Linked DNA regions of Homo sapiens: region 2 is linked to region 1. The links are chromatin loops, found by intact Hi-C in ENCODE. Cell type or tissue: chondrocyte. All regions are shown on one strand.

Region 1 (4,000 bases):
AGGGACATTCAAAATTTTCACTGTGCCTCCTGATGAGGAGGAAGGGACGGCCATGACTTTTTTCATGGTGTTTGTAAAGAGTAGGGCAGATATAGTGAAAAGTTTCTGTCCTGGTTGGTCATTCTTTTCCCAACACTTTGGCTGGAAAGACTAAGATTTTCTTAGGGCGTGTTTTGTCTGTGAACGTTGGCATGTCTGTGTTATAGGCTCTTTGAAAGCCTGAGGCCTGGTTATGTAAGGAGTCAAAAAAACCAGAAACCTAGGGAATTCATCATTAGGTCATTCCTGGGTCTCAGGTTACTAGCCAGTTTGTCTTCTTTTCTTCACTTTTTCAGAATCTTCTGTTAGTTGCATTATAAATTTTATTCAGTTTTTTTTTCTTTTTGGTGATTAATGAGGGAATAGCATGGTATGTGCTTATTCCATCTTTTCGTAAATTAGGGGTTTGAGATAGCTTTTAAAAAATTATGCATAATTAGTTCTCACTGTTATTTTTGTTTTTTAAGCCTAAGGATTTTATTGGGGCAACTTCTGTTATTTTGTTAGCTTTTGAGTAGTGTGTTAACATGAATATGTACATTGTTAAGATCTCATTTTAGTTCTGAGCATCTCCTTTTTAGTCTTATCAAGTTTTCAGCCTGTACAGATGTGAATTTCTGTTTTTGCTAAGTACCCTACAGATAGCCAAAATAAGGAGTGGTTAGCATGGATTGTCAACTCATTCTTTTTTTTTTTTTGAGACAGAGTTTCGTTCTTGTTGCCTGGGCTGGAGTGCAGTGGCACGATCTCGGCTCACTGCAAGTTCCACCTGCCGGGTTCACACCATTCTCCTGCCTCAGCCTCAGAGTAGCTGGGACTACAGGTGCCTGCCACCATGCCCGGCTAATTTTTTTTTTTTAATTTTTAGTAGAGATGGGGTTTCACTGTGTTAGGCAGGATGCTCTTGAACTCCTGACCTTGTGATCTGCCCACCTCGGCCTCCCAAAGTGTTAGGATTACAGGCGTGAGCCACCGCGCCCAGCCGCTGTTCTTACTGTCTTTATGACCAATAAGGTAGAAGAGTACATAGTGTACAGATTTTTATATAATGTGTTGACTATATTAACATTCCTCTCCTTGCCTTCCAAAAAAGTCTTCAGTAATGAAGAGAAGGAATCCAACCAAGAGAAATTATACTAAGGTATGAGAGGTCTAGGTGGGCAGATGGCTTCAGCCCAGAAGTTCAAGACCAGCCTGGATAACATGGTGAAACCCCGTCTCTACCAAAAAATACAAAATTAACCAGGCATAGTGGCATGTGCCTGTAGTTCCAGCTACTCAGGAGGCTGAAGTGGGAGGATCACTTGAGCCTGGTAGGTTGAGGCTGCAGTGAGCTGAGATCATGCCACTGTACTCCAGCCACAGGGAAAGAGTGAGATCTTATCTCAAAAAAAAAAAAAAAGAAATTATACCAACATATTTACAGTTGGATAGTGGAATTCAATAGATTATTGACATTTGAATTGTTTCTTTGCTGTGTTTGTTGAGCATAAACTTAGAAATATCAAAAGAAATATATGTTTATATTCCTTAACATTTTATTTAAGGATGTGATGCATTAAAGGCAGTATTTTTTTTTTCCACATGTTTTTATTGCTTAAAGGTGGGAAAGGTTTTTATTCCTGGACTGCCAGCTCCCTCTCTGACGATGTCCAACACAATGCCTCGGCCCAGTACTCCACTAGATGGCGTTAGTGCTCCAAAGCCTCTTAGTAAACTCCTTGGATCATTGGACGAGGTAAGAAAAGGACTAGGTGTTGCCAAAAAGTTAACATTTTTTAAAGAAGTTTGGTTAAACATTAGTTCTTTCCATGGTTAACTTAATTTTAGTTTCTACTTGCAGAATAAATGTTTTCAAACAGAAGTGATTCAGTTAACATACACTGACCTCCCTTGTGATGTATGTGATACTTTTTGAAGGTGCTGGAGAGATGGAAATGATACATTCTTTTCCATCTAGGGATCTCACAATTGTGTGGAGTTGATGTACTGTCTGCATAAGAAATTAGAATTTAAGAAAGACTCATGACTCAGTAATGTGGAAAAGAGAGTACCATCGTTGATTGACTGATGGGAAGATGACATCCAATGGGAGGACATGGCAAAATCAAAGCCTCATCTCTGAGAGACATGTCAGTCTTCGTTTGGACCTTGGGGTTGAGTAGGATATCTGTAGGTAGAAAGGAGCATTCAGGGCAAGGAGAAACCACACAGGCACAGGCAGGAAGGCTAGATAATGCGGAACATTTTTTAATGGATATTTGTATCTTCATCTCCTAGTCATAAGGACTCAATAAATCTGTAGAATAAATACTTATAAAAGTACAAGTAGTCTGTAGGGTGAGGCAGGATAGGGTTTGGATAACAATAATAACCTTTTTTGGGCATTTTCTATGTGCTAGGCATTGTTCTCAGTGCTTTATTAGTATTAATTATTTCCTTAGAACAGTTTTATTGAGAAGAGAGTACTATGATTCTTTTTTTTTACAAATGAGATAGAGGTTACAAATGAAATAAACCTACTAAGTGGTAGAACTGGGATTTACACTCTTACCAATGTGCTCTTAAAGGGAGAAAGGATGAAAAGGTGGTTTTCTTCTGAATGCAATTGACAGGGCATTACAGGATTTTGAGAAAGGAGTTACGAGGTTTTGGATCTGTGTGGTAAATAGGTGTATTTTGGGATTAAAGATAAGGAGACCAGTTAGCCTCCAAGTGAGGTTGTCTGTGTCAGTTTAAGAAGTATGAGAGGGTCTGAGCTAGGGCAGTATATGTGTGGAAAGGAGGGATTAATATGAGAGGCCTTGAGAGGTGGAAATGAATTTGTCAGCTGATTGGTTTTGTGCTGCTGGGCTGGGGAAAAGTGATGTGGAACGAGGCTCCCAATTCTCTGAACGACCTGGGAAGGTACCTGGATTTACCAAGTTAGGAAGCCTGGAGAAAAGTGGTTTGTATTTAAAGGACATGTGAGTGTGGATGTTTAGGGACGGTTCAAAGGGAAGGTTAGTGCTATCAGTTGTATTTGATAATGTCTATGTCTTCATTATATTTTTAAACATGTGCCACATTGAATTTTTTTTCCTTCAAACCAGCACATTTGCGGAACATTGAAAGGGGGAATTGGAGAAGCGTCAGAGTGTTTTGTGTGATTTGGAAGAATTTCTTTTATAATGGAAAATGGTTTCCAACTTTTTTAGAATTCTATAAGCCTGGTAATAGTGCCTTTTTGATAGGTGTAAGGTCATGGAAATGATAGTCTAACACATTGGCTGATGGCTTTTCCACTTCTCTGGAAGATTTTGCTAGTAGACTTAGAGCCAGGACCAGTGGAGCTGAATTTTTCCTGGTGACTTTTAGAGTAGAATCTGGAATAGAATAAATACATCTTAGTCTTGATTGTCAGTGTTGACAAGATATTCACTTAGAGATATATAAATTGAATTAAAGGAATCAAAAAAGGATCAGTGGTCATGACTAGAGATTAAGATTGGAAGCATCTGCATGTAGATAGTAACTAAGACCATTTAAATTTTTTGTTTGCATATCTGCAGTTAAGCAAATAAATGCTGTTCCTGTATTTTTGAATAAATAATTGCCTATAGGGGAAATACCACTAAATACTGGTCTCATTTGTTGGCTTTTTCATTACTGTCCTTTCTTCCTGGGCTCTTAGTTCCTCAGCTGCCTCAAATCACAGTTTAGTCTTTTTTTTTTTTTTTTTTTTTTTTTTTTTGAGATGGAGTCTTGCCCTGTCATCCAGGCTAGAGTACAGTGGGGCAATCTCACCGTACTGCAACCTCCACCTCCTGGGTTCAAGCGATTCTCCTGCCTCAGCCTCCCAAATAGCTGGGACTACAGGCACCTGCCACCACACCTGGCTAATTTTTGTATTTTTAGTAGAGATGGGCTTTCACCATGTTGGCCAGGCTGGTCTTGAACTCTTGACCTCAAGTGATCCGCC
Region 2 (4,000 bases), 110 kb before region 1:
TTCGACCAAGGCGTGGGCGGGCCCACACTGCTGGGGGACCTGGCGCGCCCTCCACAGCTGCTGGCCCGGGTGCTAAGCCCCTCACTGCCCGGGAGTGCGCGGCCCGCGGAGCCCGCGCTCACCTGGAACTTGCGCTGGCAAGCACCGCCCTCAGTCCCGGTTCCCGCCGGCGCCTCTCCCTTCACACCTCCCCGCAAGCAGAGGGAGCTGACTCCGGCCTCAGCCAGCACAGAGAAGGGCTCCCACAGTGCAGCGGCGGGCCGAAGGGCTCCTCAAGCGCGGCCAGAGTGGGCACCGAGGCCCAGGAGGCGCTGAGAGTGAGCGAGGGCTGCTAGGCTGCTGTCACCTCTCACTGCCACCACATCAGTGGGCCCTTCTTACTTAAAAGGTGTCCGACAGCTAACCTGAGGACTGACTATTCTGTTAACAGATCTGCCTTAGATGCCTAAGGCATCCCTGCCTTTGAAGAGCTGAGGTTCGCTCCATCCTAAGCCCGCCAAGGCCTCTTCCAGCTTCTGTGTTTCCACGCACAGGCACCTGACGCACTTGGGCCATGACAGGTGAGGTGCTGTTTTAAAGAAGCCTCCTAATTCTTGAAAAGCACTGATGGAAAGACATAGCCTCTTTGTGGATTGTGCTATGTTTGATGGGAGTGCATACCTGAGGCCACAGTTTTGACACCAGGAAAGGAGGGAACCTGAGGTACAGCAGTCACAGGAGGCATGCAGGACCTGCCAGGAGCATTGCAGAGAAGTGGAGCCGGAGCCTGACGCCCTGGGACTTCCCTCCACTCTATTCCTTGCCATGGGCATGGCCAATGGTCTTCTAGTGTGGGCAGGGAAAGTATCCGCACTGATCATCTGAAGGATGCAAAATCAGCACAATCACAAAAAGGCTTCATGGAAGGACTCATCATTCAGCAAATGATTTATCACTAGCTAGGCGCCAGGACTCTGTTTATCTCTTTATCTAGATCAACAGTACTCCCAAGGCCAAAAGCCATAAAGGAGAAGATGCATGGACATAACCAGAGTATTTCAAAATGCCTTCAAGACAAAATTATTTTCAAAACATAGGCAAATGCAAAAGTCAAGTGAAAACTGGAGAAACTGTGTTTACAAGGAATCTAACGAAAACCCAATTTCCTTATGACATAAAAAAAGTATCAAATCAATAGCAAAAAGTAAAACAAAAACCTAATAAAAATAAAGCAAATGACATGATAGGACACAATCCTAAATAGATAAATACATAAATAGATGACTTTAAATAAGTTCTTAGCAATTTCAACCTCACATTTTAAAATTCACGAACTAGTTATTATAAGAGATCCTTTTTCACATATCCAAGTAAAAATTGTTTTACCAGCTTGACCATACACAATGTTTGCAGTGTTGGAGGGAAAGGTACCCTTACACACTGTTAGAGGTAAACAGGCGCCGCCTCTTTGGAATTTGGAATTTGTCAAATACGTAAGCATTTTAAATGCATGTAACCAATGACCCAGCTATCATCCTTTCTAAAATTGGTTTCACAGATAAACTCATTCCTTTTAAATAACTGATTTAATAAGTGACCTTAGGGCACAGATTATTTGACAAGAATATTTATTGTCTACTTGAATTCAGAGATTTTGGCACTGTGCAAGGCACACATGGGGAGTCTATAGATATGTGAATAAATAGCATCCCACCAGACAGCTAAGGACAGAATCATTGCCTGGAATTCTTTCCTCCGGGTATTGTCAATGCGATGTAAGAATATAAAACAAATAATGAGAGAATTCTAAAGCGAGAGGAAATAGAAAACGCTAACCCAAGGGGTTTGGCCGCTTTACCTCATCCTGACTCTAGATGGCAGCATCCGCTCACTTCCCCCAGCTGGGAGACTAGCTCCAGAAGCAGCCTGAATCCGAGCGAAATTGGAAGTTTTCCATGTAGGAGAATCAGCCGGGCACGGGCATCTGCTCAAGCCCCACTTGCAGTTAGGAGGATTCTCCCCACTTGAACGAACTCACAGAAGCAGATATCTGACCCCACTTTGGTCCGTTTACTCCATACATACAAGCCAAGGCATTTGTTTCTTTTTTTTTTCTTTTTTTTTTTTTTTTTTTTGTGGTGGAGGGGCGCTGTGATTTGTTTGGTTATGAGCCAGAAAAATGCCAGATATGTCCTGAGTGCTTCCCAAGCTCAATCACAGATAGGCACTTCCTTGACCTAACTGAGCTTCAAAAACGCATCAGCAAAAACACCCACGTAAGATGTCCGATGGGAGGCACCTCGGGACATATCCTAGGCAACAGCAGGGAGGCCCGCTTCCTCCTGCCGGCCGCGAGCAGCGCAGCACCTCTAGGGCCCGCGGAGAGAGCGAGGTCTCCCTGCCATGCGTGGGGTGGAGGCGGTGCTGTGCAGGACTCCCCTGCGGTCCACCTAGACTCTCAGCTTTAAAACTCCATTCCCAGGCTAAAAGGAAAAGAAAGCACTGGGAGGAGAAAACGGACAAGAAGTTCAAAACTCAGGTTATGGAAAAAGAGATAAATGAATCCTCACAGAAGCAATTTAGACTAGAGGCTTGAAAAGCCCAGGGTTATCTGGAAGAAATGAGATTTCCCCTAAGCATAAAACCTATGGTATGGAAATGAAACTGATTGAAGAAATACGTTGTGTGTGTGGGGGGGCGGGTGTCTATCTTTCAGTCTCTCTCTGTCTCTGTCTCTGTATCTCTGTCTGTCTATCTGCCTCTCTCTGTCTCTGATCTCTGTCTCTATCTCTGTCTGTCTCTATGTCTCTGTATCTCCCTATCTCTCTGTCTCTGACCTCTGTCTCTGTATCTCAGTTAACTCTCTGTAGCTCTCTCTGTCTCTATCTTTCTGTCTCTCTCTCTGTCCCTGTCTTTCTGTCTCTCTCCCACACACACACACACACACACTCCAAACAAAGTGTAGTGAAGGAGAGCTGGATAAATTACTGCGCACATGCTGAGGGAAAAGGCAGATTGATAGACAGGGGTGGCTAAAAAGCAACCCTGCGATCCGGTTCCCAGCAAATCTGCCACTCAAGTTTCTCATCTCATCAGGGATGGGAAGGAACAGAAGGCTCCACTGCGGTGCTGGCTGTGGGCTTATACGTTGCCGATCCCTGGGGACTGGACCTAGTGCTATTCTGCAGAAGGTAATTGAAGAAACCCTACTAGGAATGAAGAAACCCAAGTGAAGGAGGGTGACAGATGGAAAGGAATGCTTCTAAGCAGTTTTCGTGCAGGGTTGTGAAAATGAAGCGTCTATAGAGGAAAAGGACATGTTTCACAGGCTCAAGGATTTGAGTTTAAGCTTCAATAAAGATGAGAAACAGAGTAGGAATTTCCCTAGCAGTTCTTTGTACGGAAATTAGCGTGAAGATCTGAAGGGCTTCGGTACTGACAGCAACTTCCAAACTGCTTCAAGCCGCTCACCATCAAAATGAGGTGAATATCCAAAACATTTCCTCCCTAGAGAGAACTTCTGACAAGATCAGGGAAATGTAAGTTTAGCGACTAAACCAGGACGCGGTGGGCAGGCTCACGGCAGCACCCTCCACTCAGTGTGGCTTCCTTCCTGCCCCTGTCATCACCTGTGAGGTGTGGGCCTTGCAGCGAGATTGGGGTATTCACCCAGTTTTCTTCCTTGAGTCTAAGTGAGGATTGCTTGGTAGACATTAGAATCCACAAGCATAAAAGGTAACGTTGCAGGGGCTGAGGAAGCCACTGCCATCCGGGGAGCCACAGGACATGGAAGCTGAGGGACAGACGGCAGAGCCCTCAGAGGAGCTGAGCTAAAGAGCTTCTAGCAAAACTGCAGTTGCTTGGGGGGACTCGGCACTAAGATTACGACAATTTAGCATTAAGTATAACCCGGATAGGAGTAATTAAGCTTAATATTGCAGAAACAGTATTTTAAAGAAAAAAGATGGACGTATGGCCCAACGAAGAATTTTTTCTGATTTGTGGATTTATGAGTGAAAGT

What was found. Peaks named below come from ENCODE experiments on the same cell type or tissue, not always from the same donor. Only the 100,000 strongest peaks of a DNase experiment are listed, where the experiment ranks them.
Region 2: it touches region 1 in a loop (5-fold over the local background); 1 of 110 quality-filtered maps calls a loop at or near these places.

The regions. Positions count from the first base shown.
Region 1 is chr2:106,468,578-106,472,577 of GRCh38, reverse strand. It overlaps a transcript of RGPD3 not described here. Among named protein-coding and RNA genes, the nearest start is that of RGPD3, 2.2 kb to the right of the region's middle. In chondrocyte, CTCF peaks have their summits at 1,520 and 1,723 (motif pointing right); no DNase peak of the experiment used is centred here.
Region 2 is chr2:106,580,598-106,584,597 of GRCh38, reverse strand. No RefSeq gene overlaps it. Among named protein-coding and RNA genes, the nearest start is that of CD8B2, 95 kb to the right of the region's middle. In chondrocyte, CTCF peaks have their summits at 1,668 and 1,878 (motif pointing right); a DNase peak (open chromatin) is centred at 241.